2 separate regions of the Homo sapiens genome follow, and region 1 is linked to region 2. A link is an interaction called in ENCODE POLR2A ChIA-PET data of the cell type or tissue named here. Cell type or tissue: OCI-LY7. All regions are shown on one strand. Each heading gives the region's core, and the rest is flanking DNA. Links, peaks and the distances in the headings are about the cores only.

Region 1 (11,553 bases), core at 3,972-6,471, 200 kb after region 2:
CTATGGTTTGAATGTGTCCCCCAAAGGTCATGTGTTAGAAATTTGATCCCCAATATGGAGATGTTGGGAGGTGGGATCTTTAAGATATGTTTGGGTCATGAGGGCTCTGCCCTCATGAATGGATTAATGCAGTTATTGTGGGAGCGGGTTCATGACAACAGGAAAAGTTTAACCCCATCTTAAGTGTGCTTTAGCACCTGCACAGTATGCAGGTTAATTCTCTTGGCAAGAATCTTGCCCTTAACTGGTTTGTTTACAACAATGCCAACAGCGTGCAGGGTAACATTGTAGACTCTTCCAGGTTTGCCATGGTAACATTTGTGAGGTGTTCCTTTTTGAACAGTACCTATTCCCTTGATGTCTGCAGTATCACCTTTCTTGTAGCTTCACGTGTATGTGGCCAAAAGAACAACTCTTTTCTAAAAGGCCTGGAGAACATTATCAGGTTCCTCCCTTACTAGAAAATGAGAGTGTCCCACCTGAAAAACAACTAGTATACTTTAATACACTTTAAAGTGACTACATAATATTTCACAGCTTAGATGTGTCATGGTTTATGTCATCTTGGCTCTGTTGATGGGTACTTTGTAAGCTCCACTTTTTTTGAGACGGAGTCTCGCTCAGTCGCCCAGGTTGCAATGCAGAGGCACAATCTCAGCTCACTGCAACCTCCACCTCTCAGGTTCAAGCAATTCTCCTGCCTCAGCCTCCTGAGTAGCTGGAATTACAGGCACATGCGACCACACCTGGTTAATTTTTTGTATTTTTAGTAGAGATGGGGTTTCACCATGTTGGTCAGGCTGATCTCGAACTCCTGACCTTGTGATCCACCTGCCTTGGCTTCCCAAAGTGCTGGGATTACAGGCATCAGCCACCTTGCCCAGCCAGCTCCACTTTTTTTATTTGGTGAGGAAAGTTGAAATCATGCATTTGTACAATTGTGGATTTGTTGGAGTTTTTTTTTTTTTCTTTCCGCTTAGTCAGTTCCTAATTTGTACATTTTGAAGCCCTATTCTTAGGAGTATTATGATATTTTGGTGAATTGACCCCTTAGTCATTATTAAATGTTTCTCTTTATTCCTGACAACGTCATTTGTTCTAAAATCTGCTTTTTCTAATATTAATATAGGCAGCCACTCTTGCTATCTTTTCTGCCATTTTTTAGTTCTTTTATTTTTAACAGATATATGTCTAAAAGGTAGGTTTTGTGTGGAAAGCATGTAGGAGGGTTCTTTCCCTGATTTCAAGTAGTTCCTTCCATCCCCACACAAGAGAATAGTACTAAGCCAGAAAATTGATGAAACCAATCTTCAGCTTTCTTTCCCCTCCCTCTCTTCCCCTCCCGGCTTTCTCCCTCCCTTCCCCCTTCCCCCTCTCCCTCTCCCTCCTCCTCCCCACTTCTCTCTCATTCCTCTTCCCTCCCGCCTTCACCTTTCCCGCTTCGTTTTGGCAGGGTCTCCCTCTGTTGCCCAGGCTGGAGTGTGGTGGCGCGATCTTGGCTCAGCGCAACCTGCTGGACTCAAGCAATCCTCCCACCTCAGCCCCCCGAGTAGCTGGGACTACAAGTATGTACCACCACATCCAGCTAATTTTTGCATTTTTTGTAGAGATGGGTTTTGCCCATGTTGCCCAGGCTGGTCTCAAACTCCCGGGCTCAAGCGATCCACTTGCCTCAGCTTCCTAAAGTGTTGAGGTTACAGGTGTGAGCCACGATGCTGGGCCTAGCTTTCTATGTGGCCAGTTTCTCTGGTATTTTTCTCTGGAAATTGCAGCGACTTTGACCTGTGTACATTCTGTGATCTGTCCTTGACACTCAATTACGTAGATGGGGTCTGGTTTGACTACCTCCTCCCTTACAAGGTGGCCAGGAAACCTTCTCAATGTAAGATTCAACTTACCTATTTCCTTTCTCTCCAGGATCACTATTCTGCCATGTCTGTGTGTCTAAAAGTGTTTCAGGCAGAGGCAGGGGGATCTCTTGAGGCTAGGAGTTTGATATCAGCCTGGATAACTTAGTGAAACTGTAGTCTCTCCAAAAAAAAAAAAAATCGTTGGTCATGGTGGTGTGCAACCGTAGTCCCAGCTACTGGAGAGGCTGAGAAGGGAGGATCGCTTGAACCCAGGAGTTTGAGGCTACAGTGAGCTATGATCTTACCACTGTACTCCAGCCTGGATGACAAAGCCAGACTCTGTCTCTAAATGAATGAATGAATACAGTTGTGTCTTCTTATTGTTTAGAGTTGAAGTATATGTAGTCCTTGTTACTCCATCATAACTGAAAGTGTAATTTTGCTTTCATTCTTAAATGATATATTTGGAGCATATAATCTCATTTGAAAGCTTTTTTTAGCACTTGCAATGTGTATTTCTACTGTGTTCTGGCATTTATTATTTTTTATGATGTCAGTAGTCATTTTTTTTCTATACGTTAATGTGTCATTTTTCTCTGCCTTCTTTCAAGATTATTTCTGTATTTAAACTTTCTAGTAGTTTGTGATGTGCCTGGTTGTACATTTTTTGTATTTTTCCTGGTTGGAGATCAAACTTTTATTTATTATTTCTCCAGAGTTTTTTTTTTTTTTTTTTTGCCTTGTGTTCAAGACTAAAACTTTTTTCTTGCTTCATTTTTTCCTTCTGGTCATTCTTGTATTCCTGTAATACATGTGGTAATCCGTTGCTGTGTCCTACAGTTTATGATGCTCTGTTTAAAACAAAAAAAAAATCGATTTTCTGTTTGTCGGATCGGATAATTTTTACTGATCTATGTTCATGCCTACTAACTTTTCCTTCTGTCATATCCAATCTGCTATTTAGCCCATTCAGTGATTTTTAAAAATATTTCAGATACTATATTTTCTACTTCTAAATTTTCCATTGCTTTAAAAAAATAATTTCTATTTCTCTGGTGTGATTTCCTATCTGTTTAATCATTGCCAGCATTTTTTTTCAAATTAATAAGTTTTATTTTTGATATTTATGTTCATCGTTTTATCACTTTTTATGACCGAGGTTTAGTGAATAGTTTTAAGTTTTTGTTAAGTAAATTAGTAGGCCCTCCTGTACTCTGGCCCTCCTTTCTGTGTTAGTGGTGTTCACATCAGTTTTTTAAATGAATGATTTGGTGCTCCTGGTTTCTCCAGTGTATTTTTTGTTACGGCTTCTGCTTTTGTTTGTTTGTTTTCAGACAAGGTCTTACTCTGTCACCCAGGCTGGAGTGCAGTGGCATGATCACACATCCTCGACCTCCTGGGCTCAGGTGATCCTCCCACCTCATCCCCTCGAATAGCTGAGATTACAGGCGTGCACCACCACACGCGGCTAATTTTTGTATTTTTAGTACAGATGGGGTTTCACCATTGTTGCCCAGGCTGGTCTTGAACTCCTGAGCTCAATTGATCCACCTGCCTCGGCCTCCCAAAGTGTTAGGATCACAGACGTGAGCCACCACTCCCGGCCTATTAAAGCTTCTGAAACACAGTCTACTAGATTGCCTTCACCAACCCTTTCTCACTTCTAGCTTTAATAGGCAGGAGTGCTGCTTCAGCAAAAAGAAGGGTGAGAGCAAGTTTAGAAATGGCAGTGTTGAATGAGGTGAAATGAGAATAGGTAATGTGTAACAGATCATATTGAGTGATGATTATGGGCTGGCAGCATCTCTAGTAATCCTGAGCTGCTTTCTGGTACTTACATCTCATGTCCACACCAGCAGCAAAACTTGTCACTTTAAGCCTTTGAAATATACTTAGAATCAGAACCTGGTTACTTCTTACCCATCTACTCTGCCATCACTTTGTTCCAATTCACCATTATCATAGTTTGAACTGTTGGAGTGGTGTCTAGATTTTTGTTCTTCATTTTTCCACCAAGCAGCTAGAGAGGTCCTTTTAACACATAAATCAGACAATGTCATTTCTTTGCACACAGCTCATTCATTTCATGGCAAAAAAGGCTATATATGATATGGTTCTTTATCTTTCTGATCTTATCTCCTAATACTATCACCTATCAATGCTCTGCTTCAGCCACATTGACTTCTTTTTAAAAAATTTTAAAAAATATTAATAACTTTATTCTTTTCTGTTTTTACTGGGGCTGGCATAATAAAATACAACCGCAATTTTTTTTTTTTGAGATGGAGTCTCACTCTGTTGCCCAGGCTGGAGTGTAGTGGTGCGACCTCAGCTCACTGCAAGCTCCACCTCCCAGGTTCACGCCATTTGCCTGCCTCAGTCTCCCGAGTAGCTGGGACTACAGGCGCCCACAACCACGCCTGGCTAACTTTTTGTATTTTTAGTAGAGACGGGGTTTCACCGTGTTAGCCAGGATGGTCTCGATCTCCTGACCTTGTGATCTGCCCACCTCGGCCTCCCACAGTGCTGGGATTACAGGCATGAGCCACCACGCCTGGCCATTTTTTTTTTAAAGTTCCAAGTATATTCCTGTCTTAGAGCTTTTGCAGGTATCGTGCCCTCTGTTGTGTATGCTTTCCAACCTCAATATTTACATGGCTGTCTTCCTCAATTTTTTCAATCTTGCTCAAATATCATCAGAGAGAATTCCCCTCACCTGTATAAAATAACATCTTTGTCTACCCTTTTCATTTTCTCTCCCCCTTTTCTTAATGTTTTATATGCATATGTATGTATACACATGTGTGTATATATGTATTTAATGGTTTCACTCTACCTGTTAAAGAAGAACCCTTTTTGTTTCATTTCTGCATCCCCAGGGCCTAGAAACAGTACTCAAATACTTCTTGAATGCATGACTGAATAAACTGGATAAATATTTGTGTTTATAAGGGAAATCAGTGGGCATATAGCAGCATTAGGACTCTGGAGAAGTGTGGAGTAGTTAGGTAGGGGTGTGTTCTGGAGAGAATAAGTTACTGGAGTGGACATGTTCATGCTAAAGATTATTTGTGGGCAGATTACTTGGGCAGATAGTAATACATGAAGTCAGAAGCCTTTCTGGATTATTGGTTTCTCTTTGAATCCACCAAGGACAGTTTTTTTTTCTCTTCATTTGACCCCATGATATAGGATTAGGTTTCTTTCTTTTTCTGTTTCTTCTTCCTGTTTTTTTATTTATTTTTATTTTTTTATTTTTTGGCTTCAGAGTGAGCAAGCTTTCTTTCACCCTTTCTTGGCTCTCTGGTTTATTGTCATAGCCAGTCCTTTCCTGCCAGCTTGATTGTCTTCCCTCTAGTGGCTGGCTCTCATCTCCCTGGCTTCTTTTTTGTCAGGAAGGGTGTTGTGTATGTGCACTTTATCCCTGAATGCTAAGAGAGGACTTGTCAAACTGACAGTTGGTGTGACTGCTGGCTGCCACTTGACACGGAGAATGACATCTAAAAGTCTGCATTTGCAGCCGTGGACCTTCAAGAGACTCATAGAAGAGGCTGTACTTTTTCAGTGAGAAATAACCACATCTATGAACATTTAGTATTTATAATATTAAAATGTATCCTTTCACTAAACTATATTTAGCCCTCATACTGTTCATCCTATCTTATATTACTGATCTTTTTCATGTGATAAATAAGATTATGTAGAAAACACCAAGATTTTTCAGGAGTAGTGTATAATAATGAACAAGGTTTATTTCATTTGTTTCTTGTGTGCATTACATCATTCATTTCCCTCCCATTTTGACATCTGCAATGGCTCCCTGATATCTACTAAATATAACTATTTAACCAGCATCTAAGGCAATTCATAATATGCCCCAACCTACTTTTTAAAATCTTATTTCTTAGTCCCCTCACAGATTTTCTCTACCCTATTCCACTGGTTTCTAAACAGGTTTTTTTTGAAGCCTCTTAGGCATTCCCTTGGAAAGGTAGGGGTCAAGTCACCAGATTTCTATCCTCAACCTTTAGGCTTTAATCTCTTTTGCATATTTTGGTTTCTTTAAAATAGGGCTCTATAACTAAAAGAGGTTTGAAAGTCACTCCATTTGTCTGGTCAGATGATTAGTCTCTATGTCTTTCAGTCTGTCTCTGCCTCTTTCTCCTGTACACATACTCCCTAGGGCCTTATACTTAAACATTTTCTTGTGGCTTTACTTTTCTGTGTAGTTCCTTCTGCCAGGAATGCTAATGTCTCCAGTTGATCATTCATATAGTGAGTTTTGCTGGTTAGCTGGAACAGTGTGACAGTTTTAAACATTTTATTTTTATTTCTAAAGAATTTCCAGTAAGCTGGGAATTAAGTGTTTCGCATGATCAAAACGTTTAGGGATTAATATATGTTTTGTTACCTTATGACATTGTATGAACGATGGAGAAAGACAGATTTTTACAAATGTTAGAAATGTAAAGTCTTGAATTGGGTCATAATTTTTTCAATGAAGGTGTGAAGTTTAAGTTTAGTGGGAGAGAGTGATTCAGCATACATATGGTTTTACTTGTAGGGTTTTTTGGTTTGTTTGTTTTGGGGTTTTGGTTTTGGTTTTGGTTTTTTAATAACATAAGCTGTATATGCAGCCAAGATAGATTACATTATACATATTATTTTTCTTCCATCTTTATCATCAAATACTGAGTTCTCTCACAGTGCTTTGATTCACACTAGAGATTTTTTTTTATTTATAATGCAGATAAGTAGTATGTTTTGTAATGATAGTTCTCATTTCTGGATACTTTTAAAGCTTCAGTTTTCATGTCTTAGTAATAGGATGTTAATTATGTGATATTATTTTATCTTTAACATTTTTCACTGTAGAATATTAATATGGAAATGTTGCTCAGCAGTCTGCAAAGGACTGTTGCTAGTGTAAAACATTAAGTCATTTCGCTTAGAAAATCTGTGGCTAGGGCCGGGCGCGGTGGCTCACGCCTGTAATCACAGCACTTTGGGAGGCCAATGTGGGCGGATCACGAGGTCAGGAGATCGAGACCATCCTGGCTAACACGGTGAAACCCCATCTCTACTAAAAATACAAAAAATTAGCCGAGTGTAGTGGCAGGCGCCTGTAGTCCCAGCTACTTGGGAGGCTGAGGCGACAGAATGGCATGAACCCGGAGGCGGAGCTTGCAGTGAGCCGAGATGGCGCCACTGCACTCCAGCCTGGGTGACAGAGCGAGACTCCGTCTCAAAAAAAAAAAAAAAAAAAAAAAAAAAAAAAAAAAAAAAGAAAATCTTTGGCAAAATCACTGGGGATGATTTTACCTCCCAGGATCATTTTGATAATGTCTGGAGACATTTTTGATTGTTACAACCTAGTGGCAGCTGGGGAGGCGGAGGAGGCACTACTGGCATTCAGTGGGTAGAGGCCAGAGTTGTTGCTAAACATCCTGCCACTAAATAAATGTTTTTGTGGCCCAAAATGTCAGTAGTACCAAGATTGAGAAACCCTGAGCCAATCTTCTACCATACCTAAAAAAAAAATTTTACTTAGAAATATTTTAATTTGTTTGTACAGGCATACTGATTTAGTCAGCCATTATCCTAATGATTCCTTTAAAAAAATTTTTGGAGTGGGAAAATAAAGACTTTTTCTACTTTAGAAAAGAGCAGATCTTTAAAAAAAATTGCTTTTCTTAAGGGTGTAATTGTGAAATAGCTTGCTTTCTTTTTCTCTTTCTCTTTCTTTTCTTTTTAGTTGGCTATCTGAATCATTGAGATGAACTGAAAATTAGATCTTAGCAAATAATTCTGCCAACAGTGGAACTCTAAGGCTCTGGTATCAGCTTAAGGCAGCCCAGCCTTACTTCAGAGTCCCCATCGAACAGATCGTTCACCTTGTTGGATGAATTGCTTCTCTCTCAGGATTAATTAAGAAAATGTTAATACTTTTCTTCCTCTTCTTGCTTCCTTGACCCCTAAACACAGTGTTAACAGCTTCTCTACCTGTACATCAACAATATATCAGTGTATACACCTTCTGAATCCTTCTATATCTTTCTCCATGCTTGTCCAAAGAACACATGCACAGTAGTTTTGGGGTCATTGTTTTTTTTACAGACTTCTCTGAGACATACCTTTTTCACTTTTACTATGTAAGTTTCCCTGGTTGATAGAGGGCTTGACTTTTTAATAGCTGTAATTATATTCTATAGAATAGACAGAGTGGATGTTCGGAATTTACTGAACTCTTCGCTTAGATATTCAACTGTTTTCTGTTTTTTAAAACCATTTTAAACAATATTGCAAATACATGTATACTTTTCTGCTGAATTTTTATTTACCAATAAAATTGGTTTAGTAATGTTTAGTACCAAGAAGGATTAATGAGGATAACCACAAATTATTTGAGCTTCAACTTTTTTTGAAAGTTGTATTTGACCAAAAGGTCCTTCCTCCACACAATTTTGAAGATAATGTAATTACTGCTCAACCTGACCTGGATAGTGTTATTTCCTTGTTTAAAGGGGGCAAGCAAATAGTTTTAGCTAAAATGACAATATAACAGAAAACCTGTAGTTCCACAGGATGAATAAAGACAGACTTAGAAATTATATTGGTAAATATGTTATTTTAAGAAATATTAGTTAAAATTTCAAAAGCAGATCATTCAAGGCAGCAACAGAACCCTTGTTAGTTGCTTTATTGATACAGGGATCCTAATACTGTCTGAAAACTTTTAACAAGGTGTCAAATTCAGAATATGCTTTTTATTGTTAGTAATGTCTATTTATCTGATGATTCATACTTAGTAAATGCATAAATATTGAGTAAATGTTTTAGATTCATTGATCTGCAAGGCAGATGGTATAAGAATAGCCTGGATACATGAATTCTAATCCTACTTGTGCTGTTGTTGACTAGTACCAATATGCCAAGTTTTCACCTCCTGAGAGTGCCTTTCCTTTCCTTATTGTAAAATTGATTGTTTCTAAAGTGTTTTGATTATAAAAATTTCTGATTTATTATCTTGCACATTGTTTTAAAGAAATGGATGATAAAATCATATACTTATTTAATATTGCATATTTCCATTTCCCTGGCTCAGTGCAGAGTAAATCAACAACATTGAAAAGCTAGTTGGGAATCGGAGATGATAGATAGCTTTTTCTAAGTTTTTAGGTCCTTAACCAATATTTGGTATGAGATTCGCTCAATGGTGTGTATGTGTGTGTGTGTGTGTGTATTTGTGTGTTAGAATTCATCAGACAAGAAAATTAATTTCTATTTTAGATATTTTACAAAGAATCACTTATTCCTAGGATTGTTCCCCAAGACATCTGAAATCTTAATTTGCATATCTATGTGGCAAAGCTTTAAATTTAAGTTATCCAGTAGTTTAACATAAAATCATACTGAAACACTCATTAACACATTTGAGTATACTATGTAAGTTCAGAATATAAATTACTTAGTACTGAGCCATGCTGCATTAAGTTAATCTTTATGTTGTTAGATTATTTTTATGTTAAGGAAACATTATCCCAGATTCGGTTTTTCTAGATACATAGAAAGGGACATACTGGATGTTTTTATTATGTTGAATGAAGCTGTGCATTGAAGCTATTATACTTAAGAAACATTTTTATGACAGTTTAGCTTTTTCAGCTGCTTTCATTATGTTGTGTTTTTTAGAAGTCTATTCAGGGTATTTTTAATGTCTTAACTAACAATATGATTTTTGAGCTATGTTTCTGTCGTGTTGTTTCTCATCACTATATGGATAGAATTAGTTATATAGTAACAATGCCTCTGTGCTCCTTTACCACCACAAAATACTTATTTTATTTTAATTCTTATTTATTAGTTGAATTATTTATTACATTAATTTAATTCTTATTTTCTTTGATGTTTTATGAAGCAGAGTTTATTTTCATAATTGTGTCTCATAATTCTGTACAATAATTGTTGGAGGAGTATGTTTAGTGAAAACAAATTAAAGGTGGAAGAGATACTATTCTTCCTCAGCATTGGTAATAATGAAGCTCAATTTCAAGTCATATACTTTTTTGTTATTTGGGTATTGAATATCAGTTTTTGTGAAACTAATATTGCAACCTATACAGTTGAAGAAAGAGATATTTCTGATGTAATCTTATAAATCAGGGTGTAGGAAAATAAAAACTTTATTTTGTAGATTAAAGCTCACCCTATGTTACATTAAATTTTAATAACATTGATATTCTGCTTGCTTTATGAAACCTTTTATTACAAACAGTTATGAATATGAACATCTCATTTGACTACTGATGAACAGAGGGAAAAATCTAAATTAAAACTTTAAATACCACTATTTAATTACCCAAATGGCTTTGACTGTGTTAAAGAGTGTCTGGGATTATTCTGTTTTTCAATTTGTTTTAATGCTTCCTTGGTAAAAGCTGATGGATTCCCAGGCCCATTGCTGTCACTGATGAACTATATAAAGATAAATGACATTATGGTAAATTCCACTTAATGACACATTTTTAATTTTCAGAACACAGACATTTTCAGGCTAGTGAATGAAGGCTAATTACCTCAAGATCAGAACAAAATAACTCCTCATTTCGAAAGATAATAGAAAAGAAATGTTGCAGATTAATGATGCTATTTATCTTTAAAGGAAAAAAATTTTATCTTTATCCAGATAGCATAGCTCCCTAAGGAGCGTGGTTATAAAATGAATCTGAAGTCGCAACTTAATAGGTTATTAAAATTGTGAGTGCAGGCTCTCCTGCTTTAGTCTTTCCATAAATTTAAATTGAAGGTCTGCTTTATTCAAAAAGGAGCAGCTTGTTTATGAGGCCAGTGGGAGCAGCACACGTTACTGACAAAAGATGCACTTAACTTCATTCTAATGTCTTGCTTCTTTATTTCTCTGAATGACTGTCACCTATTTGAAAAAGTATTTTGAAATTTTGTTACCACTCTTAATTGATACCTAAGTGGAAGGGCCATACTTAGACTTGTTTAAGATTAAAATAAAAATGAATGCTGTAAATAAAAGCTGTAAAGCCTTTACTGCACACATATAAATCAATTTGTAATTGATTTAATTGTGTGTGTATATTTTTAAACATTTTAATTTTGTTATATAAGAGGAAAATATCTTGGCCTATGAGGGGTTGATTTTGTGGTCACAGTTGGAATTTATGTAGGAATTGTTCAATAAATCATTATTCACAGTTAAAGGATTAGCAATAATCCTTTTGCTACACTCCCACACAACTAACAAAGTAGTGACTCAGAGAATATTACTTGATCATAGAGGCTTTAAACTGTTCCTGACATCCTAAACTCCTGTCTTTTGCTGTAGGTAATAGAACTGTTATTTCTTTACTAACGAGGTCATATAGCATTTTCTGTAATTTTCATTCTTGTCTCTTAGAAAGTACATGAATTGCCTGTATATGGTTCATATTTCTGAGCCACAGAAAAATGTTTGTGAGCATGAAAGGAAATAGTTGTTGCTTGCATCTGATAGAAATTTTATTATATTATTGTGAGACATTATTTTATTTATACCTTTCCAATTTTATTTGCTCTAAATGGTTAGAAAACATATGTTTATCTTGGCCATACGCGGTGGCTCACGCCTGTAATCCTAGCACTTTAGGAGGCCGAGGTGGGCGGATCACTTGAGGTCAGGTGATCGAGACCAGCC
Region 2 (11,478 bases), core at 3,132-5,631:
ACAGCAAGTCCGGCGCATCTGAGAGCAGCAGAACAGGGCCACGCGAAAAGCTCCTTCGGATCTACCAGAAAGCTCCTTCCTTGGCATTTGGGAGAAGAGTGGGTCATAATAAAATGTCCGGTTTCTTTGGAAAAGTTATATTCCAGTCTCAAACTATTACCTTTTGAAAGGACATTTATTAGAGTTTTTTCTCATTATAACAGTAATATACGTTCATTGTAGACTCTTTGGACAGTATGGGAAAGTATAAAGAAGACATCTAAAAACGGTATTTTGGTGTATTTCCTTTATACCAACATTCCTGGGCATATTTAGAAATATCCATTTTTCTCTTAACAAAATCAGGATTATGCCATGTATACAGTTTTTTTTGTTGTGGTGGTTGTTTGTTTTGAGACAGAGTCTTGCTCTGTTGCCCAGGCTGGAGTATAGTGGTGCGATCTCAGTTCACTGCAACCTCCGCCTCCCAGGTTTGAGTGATTCTCCTGCCTCATCCTCCCAAGTATCTAGGATTACAGGCATGCGCCACCATGCCCAGTTTTTTTGTTTTTTTGCTTTTTTGTTTTTCTTTTTGAGACGAAGTCTCTCTCTGTCACCCAGGCTGGAGTGTAGTGGCATAACCTCAGCTCACTGCCACCTCTGCCCCTAGGGTTCAACTGATTCTCCTGCCTCAGCCTCCCGAGTAGCTGGGACTACAGGCGCATGCCACTGCCTAATTTTTGTATTTTTAGTAAAGAAGAGGTTTCACCACGTTAGCCAGGCTGGTCTCCAACTCCTGACCTCAAGTGGTCGGCCCTCCTCGGCCTCCCAAAGTGCTGGGATTACAGGCGTGAGCCACCGCACTCAGCCTCCATGTATACAGTTTTGCAGCCTGCTCTTTTCATGCAACATTCTGTGAGAAGCTTTTTCACATTCCAGACCATTAATATCTGAAAGTTTATTCTGAGGCTGCACTGGGTCTCCAGCTTATACAAATGAAGAATGACAGAAGTAGCAGGTGGGTGCCTCCCCTTAAACTCAATGGGCAGTAGCCTCTCTGCCCTTTCTGATCTTACAGCTTGGTGCTCGGCACCAAGGGCAGTCCGTGTCCTCAGCTGATAGCCTGAAATGGTCTTTTCTGTTCACCCTATAGTCTCACCACACACACACAGGCCATCTGGAGCCTGGCTACTTGAGCTCAGCAAGGAGCCTCTTGCCCTTTTCTAATCAGTCAGCTTAAGTGTTCCCTCAAATACATTCAGATTGTTTGTTTGTTTTCCCTAATATTCAAACCACTTATTTTAACTAAGCAAACTCGAAGCATATTGGACAACCAGAAAACTCATGGCATTTGGGAGAAGAGTGGGTCATAATAAAATGTCCAGTTCTGGGAGTGAGGTTCTCTTTTTGGTCACCTGGAAGTAAGCTGGCATCTGACCTAATGTTTATATTTTTGTGTATGTCACTTTCTCTGTGTGTATGTGTCTACAGAGATATTGCTGGATATGTCAATATATGGATATACCAGACATAAATATAGTTACAAATAAATATATGGCAAAAAAGTCACTGTAGTTCAGCTTAAAATCCTTACTTTTCAAATCATTGTCTGACTATTAAATTTGTATGTAAAAAAGCAAAGAAAATTATGTTTTCCTCATTTTCTTTTAAAATAGTTATAAATATCACTGGGAAAGCATTATCAATTGTTATAAATCATTAAGAGGCTGCAGTAGCACAGTGTACAGGCTCTGGAACTAGACCACTAGAGTTTGAATCCCATCCCTCTTACAATTTACCAGCTACATGACCTTGGGTAAATTACTTAACCTCTCTATGCCTCAGTCTCTTCATCTGCAAATGGGACTAAGAATCATTTCTATCTCATAGGATTACTATTAGGATTAAATTAATGAATTACTTAAAACAGTGGTAGCTACATACTAGGTGCTCCTTAAATGTAAGATGTTATTTTCAGTGGTGTCTTTGTAAAGATTAATGACTAGCTTCCGTCTTAAAATATTCATATTTTTCACATTTGCTTTAAAAAGCACAAGGCGAGGGCGGTGGGGGAGTAAAGATGCTCAATGGGTGCAAAAAAATAGAAAGAATGAATAAGACCTAGTATTTGATAGCACAATGAGGATACTATAGTTAGTAATAATTTAACTGTACATTTAAAAATAACTAAAAGAGTGTAATTGGGTTGTTTGTAACACAAAGAATAAATGTTTGAGGGGATGCATACCCCATTTTTCATGGTGGGTTATTACTCATTGCATACCTGTACCAAAATATCTCATGTACTCATAAATATATATATATATGCCTACTATGCACCCATAAAAATTAAAAATAATAATAATAATAAAGCACAAGTGGCCCCCTTGGAAGCTGGGGAGGGGAAGGTAGCCACTCTCACACTGTTTTAAGAATGCATCAGGGTTGTCCTTTATAAAGGGGGATCTCAGAGTTATAGGCAAGCCTCTGAAGCTGCCCCCAGGGGTGAGAGATTTTGCTCATCTGCCTTTAGCAGTCACCAAGTAAAAACAAAGAGCATCAGCTTACACTGAGAAGAAACTGTAGTGGGAAGAACAAGACTGTAATTGAATCATAACAACTCTAAACAAATTTTAAATTTTAAATATGACAGGCTGTCAAGACTCATCCAATAAGAACACACTCAGGACCTTTTCTAAGCCAGGGACAGTTGGGCTGAGTTGGCAGTCACACCAAATTGCCCGTCCCTTACCTGCTGAGCGTGAGCAGGACCCTGGCTGCCGTACTGCAGAGCACACTAGACGTTCCAACAGAGAAAGGAGCTCAGCATCAAACTCTTCCTATGAATAAGGAAACTAAAACCCAAGATGCTCAAATGACTTGCCCAGAATTGCACAGCGAGTCAGCCCAGACTCCCAGCCCCCATGCCCCAGCACTTTACTTTAAGCCACATTCAAAGGAAGCGCGGTCCCTCTGCTAAATACTTCCTATGTGAGGCATAAAAGCTATTTGGATTTCAAACCCACTTAGAATTTGAGGTTTAAAACTCTGAGGGACTTTGTGGCATTTAAGGATCCCATGGAAACATCACTCTTCCTTCTTTGAAAGGCTAGGCTTCTCACCATCATCCCACGCCCCCCGCCCCACCACCAGTCCTCACAAAATTACAGTGAAAGAGAAAATCATGGTGCCTTGAAAAAGGAAACAGGAAGATAAGGCTGAAGAAACACCCACATCTATGGCACTGATCAAACTGCCATCAGTGCAGTAAGAAGCTTGGGCCATCAGCTATGCCGAGAATTCAAAACCCAGGGGTCCAACTGTGCCAAGCTGCAAGGGGCCCCACAGGTGGCACCCAGGCCTGTGACTGTTGTGGAGAAGAAAGAGGACACAGATAGAGGTCGATGTGAGTGGATCACTTGAGTCCAGGAGTTCGAGACCACCCTGGGCAACACGATGAAACCCTATCTCTACAAAAAATGCAAAAAATTAGCCAGGCATGGTGGTGGCACCTGTAGTCCTAGCTACTTGGGAAGCTGAGGTGGGAAGATCACCCGAGCCTGGGAGATCAAGGTTGCAGTGAACCATGATTGTGCCTCTGCACTCCAGCCTGGGTGACAGAGTGAGACCCTGTCTCAAAAAAACAAAAAAAAAAAAAAAAAAAGAAAGAGGAAATGGATAAACAATCTCAGAAGGCCTGCTACCAAAATTAGAATTAAGAGCAGAACTAACAAAACATCTTCCCCAGGGCCACCTCCAGCCCGGGACAAGTTTTGTTAGCCTGCACAGTATATTTGTTTTTATTTGACTTAGTTGCTAATATTTTTAAGTTGGGAGATTTTTCATAAATATCTGAATTCTAGCTTCTCTTGAAAAATCAGAACACCCAACAATACTGGCCTCACGTTCTCACATGACCCAACCAGTTGGTACTAAATAGAGCTGCCCCTCTAAGCTGGGAGTGCCACTTGTACTCCCCACCCCTTGGCCACGGTGCTGGAATAGAAGAAGGAAGACCCCATTCAACCCACCGTTTGGGTCAGCTTTGGGATGGCCACCTCCAATGGACACTCAGACTGGATCCAGCGATCCCTGCAGGTTGTGCAGCCTCCCAGCACGTTTGTCCATAAGAAGTCAAATGAACAAGGTGATCTGTGTCCCAGGAAATCCCCCACAAGCCTAACAGAACTAGTTCAGTGATGCTTAACCCCTTGTCAGTCATGGTTTCCTAGGCTGGTCCCCTGGAAGGTAACAGGAAGTCACATACTCCTAGGGGTGAACCGTGGAGATGCCCCTGTGGCTATAAGAATAGCCACAAATCCAGCCATCACTCCCTCCCCAGCTGTTTGAAATCAGAAAGGGTGAAAAGTTGCCTCCAAGGGAGGCAAGGGCTGGGAGAGATGTGGACCCTCTTACACAGTGTCATTTGCAAGGCAGGCATTTAGAAGCTGCATTCATCTGAATGCAGTGGGAGCTTTGCCTTCATCTGAAAAATAAAACTGTATGCTGGGATGGCTCTGGCTTTGGGGGTTTAGGGGTGAGGAAGGCAGCCGCATGAGATTGTCCTACACTTAGTGAGCTGTCACTGAAGAGAGCAGGAAGGAGCCAGAGAATACTCCCAAAAAGGAGCCCCCAGTGAAGAGCACTGGAGAAGGCTAAGGATGAGAGAGGGCAGGCAGCCAGGCAGCAGAACGGGCAGCCCGCGAGGATCTGAAATGCAGAAGAAAATACTTGTCCTCCCTCTTGTCTCTCATCTCACAGATCCTCAGTTCTGTCACTCGCAGAGTCCTACAGGGCAGTGGTGGAAAGAAACTAGCCCTCCTTTTACCGTTGGGAAACCTGGGTTCTACCCCCATGTCTATCTCCAAGTCACTGTTCCTCTGCACTCTCCATCTTGGCCTCTGTTGCTACAACTGCCACAGGATAGAGTCAAGCCTTAAGGACTATAGGAGACCACAGACATGAAAGCACCTTAGAGGCATGGCCTGCCTGGCCATGGCTTTGGACTGGACACTCAGGACGCCCCTGAGGCTAGCCATGGCCCTACAGACAGCAGTTAGAAATTCCCCACAGCACAGGTCCAGGCAGAAAACATCAGCGGGCCCGTGATCTCTCTTGACCACACATCCCATGCCCCTTCACAGTCTTTGCCACATCTGTAACCACTGCTCTATTTGCCTCATACATTTCTTTCACATCACTTCAATTTTGACTTAAATAAATTTATTTTATAAGGCAATTGTAGTTCCCTACTGTAAGTGGGTAGGTGGGAGTGTTGAGGGGGAGTTCACAAACTCACTGGTTTGGTGTGTTACTTACGTTTTTCTAACATACATTAAAATAAATGTATTAGAAAACAATGTGCACCCTTGCATCTTTGCATTATAGAGGATGTAAACCGATGCTCTGTAAATAAGTTATGCTCATCCTGCAAGGCATTTTTAATTGAAATTAGTTGCCTCTGTTAAAAAAATATATAGATTAAGCTAGGTGTGATGGCTCACACCTGTAATTCCAGCACTTTGGGAGGCTGAGGTAGGAGGATTGCTTGAGCCCAGGAGTTCGATACCAGCCTGGGCAACATAGGGAGACCCCCATCTCTACATAAAAAAAAAATTAATTTAAATATAGAGATTTCACATACAGAAATATCCATGCATACATCTACACAAGCCCCAGCTTCTGCCTTCTCTTGAAGAATGCAAAAAATCTGGCAAACACCAGACCCATGGTCCTGGCAGCATTCGGCTGGAGCTAAGAAGCACTGCCCCTTTAATCGGACTTGTGCTGCCTAGCTTGCCAGGGACCCAACCTCTCCCCATCGTCTTTTGCCTGGCCTGCTTCCCTCATTACCTTATCTGCCTGGCCCCATGTAAGGCATTAGATTTTGTGACCCCCATGGACTACCTAAGGTTATCTTGCGAACCCCCAATTATATGTGTACTCTACGTTGGGAAACCTGTGGGTCCCCAAAGCCTGACCAGGGGTTTGGCTGATGTTCCTCTGCAGAGCAGGCCAGCTGCCTGTCATGTTGTTTTGTGTCGTGGAAATCCCGCAAAGAGCCAGAAGTAAGGGGCTCATAAAACACAATGGAGCCTCTTATAATCCATAAAAAGAACAGGAGTTATCCCCTCCTCCCCAAAACCTACCATCATCATTGCTATCCCCTCAGCAATTTTGTCCAGGTGCATCAGGCTTCTAAGTGCATGTCAGAACCCCACCCTGGACAAAGAGCCCCTCTGGAACAGACCAAGAAACTGTGTGCCTGATTCTCCTCTATCTCCCCTGTACCATGCATGATGTCAGGGCCTCTGTCAAGGTTTGCCAAGAGAAGAAAAACAGGCTAACAATTTACAAAATAGCAGGACTCAAAATGTGAACACATGCACTCCCACAGCGATCTGTGCATTTGAATCATCACAGAAGGATCCACTATCAGGACAAGAGGCTCTCATTCTAGTCTGACCGACCACCTCATTCTGCCAGGAGTGAGGGTCTCCTACGCCCACACAAGCTCTGCACTGATGATGGTAGGGTGTGATTTGGAGAAATGGAAACTGTCCAAGTTTTCAGGCTGCTCCCTTCTCTTTTCTCTGCAGAGTTTAGAGAACCATCATTTCTGTTCATCTCTGAACTTCATCCCTGACTCTTTGGGTTTAAATGGAGTTGAAATTTCATCATCTACAACAGAAAACTTTCTTCCATACATTTATTTTTAAAGCTCTGAGAGCGCCCTTCCATGTGTCTTGGATCAGACTGGAAAGGAAAGGGAGCTGTGTGGCTGCCAGGAAGATCCTGTGCATGACTCCCAGGGTGTTTCTCTGGTTCTTTCTCTCCCTGTGTGAGATTCCATGTATGAGTTGGGGAGAGGGCAACTCCTTTGCTCCAGAGCATCTTAGCCTCCTGGACAACACCTCTGGAGTTGAAGATGCACATCAGAACCACTGGGGTTCTGGGCTCTCAGAGAGAGGAAGAGCTTTGTCAAGGTCCCACTTTGAGCTTGTGGCAGAGCTGGAACAAGGAGCCAAGTCTCCCAACTCCAAGTCAGGTTTATGTTCCTCTCACTCACTGGCTCAAGCTCTGCCCAAACTGGAGGAAGGATTTTCTTCCTGGGAATCTTTGAGATGGGCCAGTGCTAAGACCTTGAGCCTAGGTTTGCAGGGACAGCGACATTTGTGAAGATCTAGTCAGGACAATTCACTGTGAAGTGTTCCACACATATAGGTGGGTGGTGAAGGGAGGGATGGAAATAACTCTGGGCTCAGAAGAAACTCGAGCGGCCAGGGTGTTGGCATGCTCCCCTCTCCCTGGGCCTAGGACTCCTACCTGCTTTGGAAAGAAGAGAAGGGTAACAGAGACCGAGCAGGCCCCATTAGCATCCCTCCTGTTCAGTAACCCCTAAGGGGCCTTGGTGAAAAAAGAGACCAGATCTTCAGGAAAGGCACATGCAGAGCCTCCAGGATGCCCTGCCATCCCTCCAAATCCCCAACCCCCACAGGCACGAGCCCCTCACCTGTTGATGGAACTGACGCTAGGCACGGTGTCATTGTCACACACCCGCTCTGCCAGCAGCCGGTCCCTGATCTCCCAGGCAAACATGGTGGGATTTTGGCGTTTATATTCAGCGATTTTTTCCACCACTTTGGGTGTGGCGACCTTTGGTTTGGATCCTCCAATTACCCCAGGCTTGATGCTTCCTGTCTCATAATACCTAGGACCCAAAGAGAAAGAAGCTTAGCCATGAGGAACCAGTAAAGTGGATATTGGCAACAAAATAACGGGCTACTCTGGCCAGGAAACGTCCGGATCTGCACGTTCCAATACAGTAGCCACCAGCCAGATGCGGCTTTTGAACATTTGAAATATGGCTAGTCTGAATCAAAATGTGCTGTAAATATAAAATACACACCAAATTTTTAAAACTTAGTACCAAAAGAAGTAAAATATCTCAATAATTTTGATATTAGTTGTATGTTGAAATAACAATTTTTATATATTGAGTTAAAATATATAATTAAAATATAGTACCTCTTTTTTTTAACTTTTCTTAATGTGCTGCTGGAAAATTTTAAATTGCATACACAGCTCTCATAGTATTTCTTTTTTTTTTTTTCAGACGGAGTTTCGCTCTTGTTGCCCAGGCTGGAATGCAATGGCGTGATCTTGGCTCACTGCAACCTCCGCCTCCTGGGTTCAAGTGATTCTCCTGCCTCAGCCTCCCGAGTAGCTGGGATTACAGGCATGTGCCACCATGCCCAGCTAATTTTGTATTTTTAGTAGAGACGGGGGTTTCACCATGTTAGTCAGGCTGGTCTCGAACTCCCGACCTCAGGTTATCCGCCTGCCTCGGCCTCCCAAAGTGCTGGGATTACAGGCATGAGCCACCACGCCCGGCCAGTCTCTCATTGTATTTCTATTGGACAGCACTGGCTAAGCATTAACAAAATTCTTTCACATTCATCTACCATTTTATAGTTTACAGAAAACTTTCGAGTCAGTTTTCCCATTTTATCTCCAACAGTTCTAAAGCACATAAATTGCTTTGAATTAATGAATGAGTGAATGAACAAATAAATGAATAGGTCCTGATCTACAGGTATAAAGCAGAGATTCATCAAGGTTAAACAGTTTTCCTAGGGTCACACAAGACCAAATGGGCAAGCTAGGGCTGTTGCCCACCCAGCCTCTTGAACTACAATTTCCCCAATAAGGTAGCTTACACTTTTGATTTGCCAGCTCTCCCAAGCCCTAGCACAATCTCCAGCATTGTATGAAACTGTCCCCTGAAATGCAACTTATTTTTCTGTAAGAGAAAAATAATAATCCTGGTGTAAAATTAAAAGGAATGTTGAATTGCAGAATTATCTGAAAATATCTGTTGTAAGTCAAAACTCAAGCAATCGGAAAAACCAACCACAAGTCACGGCAACTCTTCCAGGGACCTCCCCTGAGGTAAATGGCTGTTTCTAAGGACATTTCCATGCTATCAGCATTTGCTCATTAAGGAAAATAGGATGTCAGGGTTTTACAGTAAAACCAAGACCAAGAAGAAGAGTGTCATGAAACATCATTTCAGGGGGGGATAATTGACATAATTTCTTTTCTGAATCTGAGACATCACCAGACGTCTCTCTCAATATTTACAGAAGAATTCTTGATTTCCTTTTCCAAGGAAATTATCTTGCAGTTGAATCTGTTTTAAAAAACCAAAAAGACATTTTTTAAATGACTAATAATTTTGAAACCTAACAAGAGTTGATGATAGGTAAGGGAACGAGGTGATTCTGAGATGGGTAGAAAATGTTACCCAAGATGACTGGTCACATTTACAGAGATGCTGAAATTCTCAGCCTGGGTATGTTTGGGTAAGGCCAAGTTAGTGAATATCCTGAAAGAGATGAAATACTTTGGAAGCAGTGATGTGAAAGTGAAATGTCTGTTTTTCATTGAAAAGAGTGAGTCATTTACAAATTTTGACCATAAGGTAAAAACTCAACCTATCTTCCCTCTTTCTAAAAAATTGCTTTCAGCAATTTTTCTGTAATTGCCAAAAAATTATTACTCACAAACAACTTTTTAACAATATCCCAAAAAAACCAGATGGCTAGAAAAGCACCCTAAGTCAAGGCACACAGCAATCTCTGCAGTCTCCAATTGTCCTGTCAATTTTATAATGTAAAGCCAATTTTTACTATAATACAACTCACTATAATTCAGCCACAGCACCCTAAAGTTTACAGAGCTCTTCCTCGAATTATCTTGATCCTCACACTAACCCTGCAAGGCCACAGGGATTTATAGAAGGAAAAATAAATGATTGGAAGACTAAGTGACTTGCCCAACTCCCTTCTGTAGTTAGGGACAGCCCCAGCTTTCAAACCTGACTCTAAATTCAGTGCTCTTCCCGCTACAGCAAGCTGCTGCTTTGCTTATAAAATTTTAAATAATAATAAGAATAATGACCCCTTGCAATTGCAGAGAACTTTACTATTTACCAGGCCAGGCATTTTCACATGCATTTTTCATTCATTCACTCACTCAATTGATAGTCACCGAGTGTCTGTTAGGACAGGCAGAATCTCAGGGAAGGGGTTACAGACATTTAGACAACCCTGTCCTGGATACTCAAAATATGTTAGTTGAATGGGACTGCAACATTCACATAGCAACTCTGGGAGGGTGGCAAGCTGAAGGTCCCCCCCAGCCTGGCCCCCACTTACATAGCTGGCGGGCGGCAGCACGCAGGGCTACCTGCCCATCCCACCTGAGCAGTGCCAACTGTGGAAGACTGCGGCCTTGACATGAGAGGTCTCTGTCGTCCTTTTGACTGACACATGGGCCAGGCACTTAGAAGGCAACCCTGACACTCCGAAAACCCCAACTCGAAACTGTGTCAAATGAGGATTCAGATTTAATAACTATCCTTTCATCTCAGCAAAACAGCCGTGCAGCCCCTTGGCTTACAGACAAAAGACCAACGGCAGCCACCAACACACAATGTCCTTCGGTGCAAAGAGCATTAGTTTAGTAATCAAGAGGTGTAGGTGGCTCTGATGCTAACTCTCTGTGTGATCTTGGCCAACTCACTTAGCCTCTCTAGGCCTCAATTTTCCCATTCATACAATAGGGGGAGAATGTCTTCCCTGCTTGTTTTGTGGGGCTGTTTTGAAGACAGAAATACAGACGGTTGAGAATAAGCTTTGCAAAACATAAAATAAAGAGCACGTGCGGAGGATTAAAATCCCTAGTGTTTCTTCTTACTGTGTAACATACTACCCAATACCAATGACCTGAACCTCCCAACCAGGCTCCAGTGAAAAAAGACAGCAGCCAGGCCCTGGGTGGATTTAACTCAGCCTCAGATGCCACCAAGCTGTGCGTCTCTAGCCCCTCCGAAGCCTTGAGCTCTGTAGACTGAATGCCCACACTCCTGGCAGACCGCCCACCTTCCTGAGATGACAGGGGTCCCTGTGTGCCCCAGGGACTTTGCCTGCCTTGCCACACACTCTGGAAACCATAGCCACCACACATCGTACTCTCCCTACAATCTGTCACCTCTTGTGTGCCCATCAAATTCTTCAGTGACCAAAAAAAAAAAAAAAAAATCTGTGGATTGAACGGCCCCAGTTCAGAAATTCCCAGTTACACTGTTTTAGGGCTGAACTTGTTTCTTAAAAGGCAGTTCTAATTAGAGTGACATTTTGTCCACTGTGGTTCTTAGTTATGAAAATAATGAGCTATGAAATTCCAATTTATTGTTGACAACTTAAACGGTCAGGCACCGGAGCGGCGCGTAACTTCCGAGTGCCACTCTACCTAGTGACAAATCTATTCCGGGTGCCGGCTGGTCTCGGAAGCATCCCTGTCCCCCTCAATCTCCATGGGAGATTTGGAGGCTCCAGAGCACCAGAACATGAGGACCACATGTTTGGATGTCCCCTCTGAAAAAGGCTCAGTATCTTGCCCTGGGATTTCAAACAGCGAGCAAAATGTCGGCTC

What was found. ChIA-PET counts read pairs that join two places held together with the same protein. Peaks named below come from ENCODE experiments on the same cell type or tissue, not always from the same donor. Only the 100,000 strongest peaks of a DNase experiment are listed, where the experiment ranks them.
Region 1: POLR2A ChIA-PET joins it to region 2 with 16 read pairs; 4 of 35 experiments call an interaction of 5 or more read pairs at or near these places.

Annotation. Positions count from the first base shown.
Region 1 is chr9:37,204,930-37,216,482 of GRCh38, forward strand. All of the region lies in intron 2 of ZCCHC7 (zinc finger CCHC-type containing 7), which reads left to right. Among named protein-coding and RNA genes, the nearest start is that of ZCCHC7, 90 kb to the left of the region's middle. RefSeq lists a silencer at 5,143-5,437 and an enhancer at 8,426-9,625. In OCI-LY7, for the core only: a CTCF peak has its summit at 5,227 (motif pointing left); a DNase peak (open chromatin) is centred at 5,252; H3K4me3 peaks cover 2,402 bases; H3K27ac peaks cover 2,500 bases.
Region 2 is chr9:37,007,505-37,018,982 of GRCh38, forward strand. PAX5 (paired box 5) reads right to left here. Exons shown (of 10, transcript NM_016734.3): 3 at 7,493-7,690. LOC105376032 (a long non-coding RNA gene) reads left to right here. Exons shown (of 4, transcript NR_188579.1): 4 at 1-1,548. Among named protein-coding and RNA genes, the nearest start is that of PAX5, 21 kb to the right of the region's middle. RefSeq lists an enhancer at 4,072-4,141. In OCI-LY7, for the core only: no CTCF peak of the experiment used is centred there; DNase peaks (open chromatin) are centred at 3,243, 3,699 and 4,227; H3K4me3 peaks cover 1,512 bases; H3K27ac peaks cover 2,109 bases.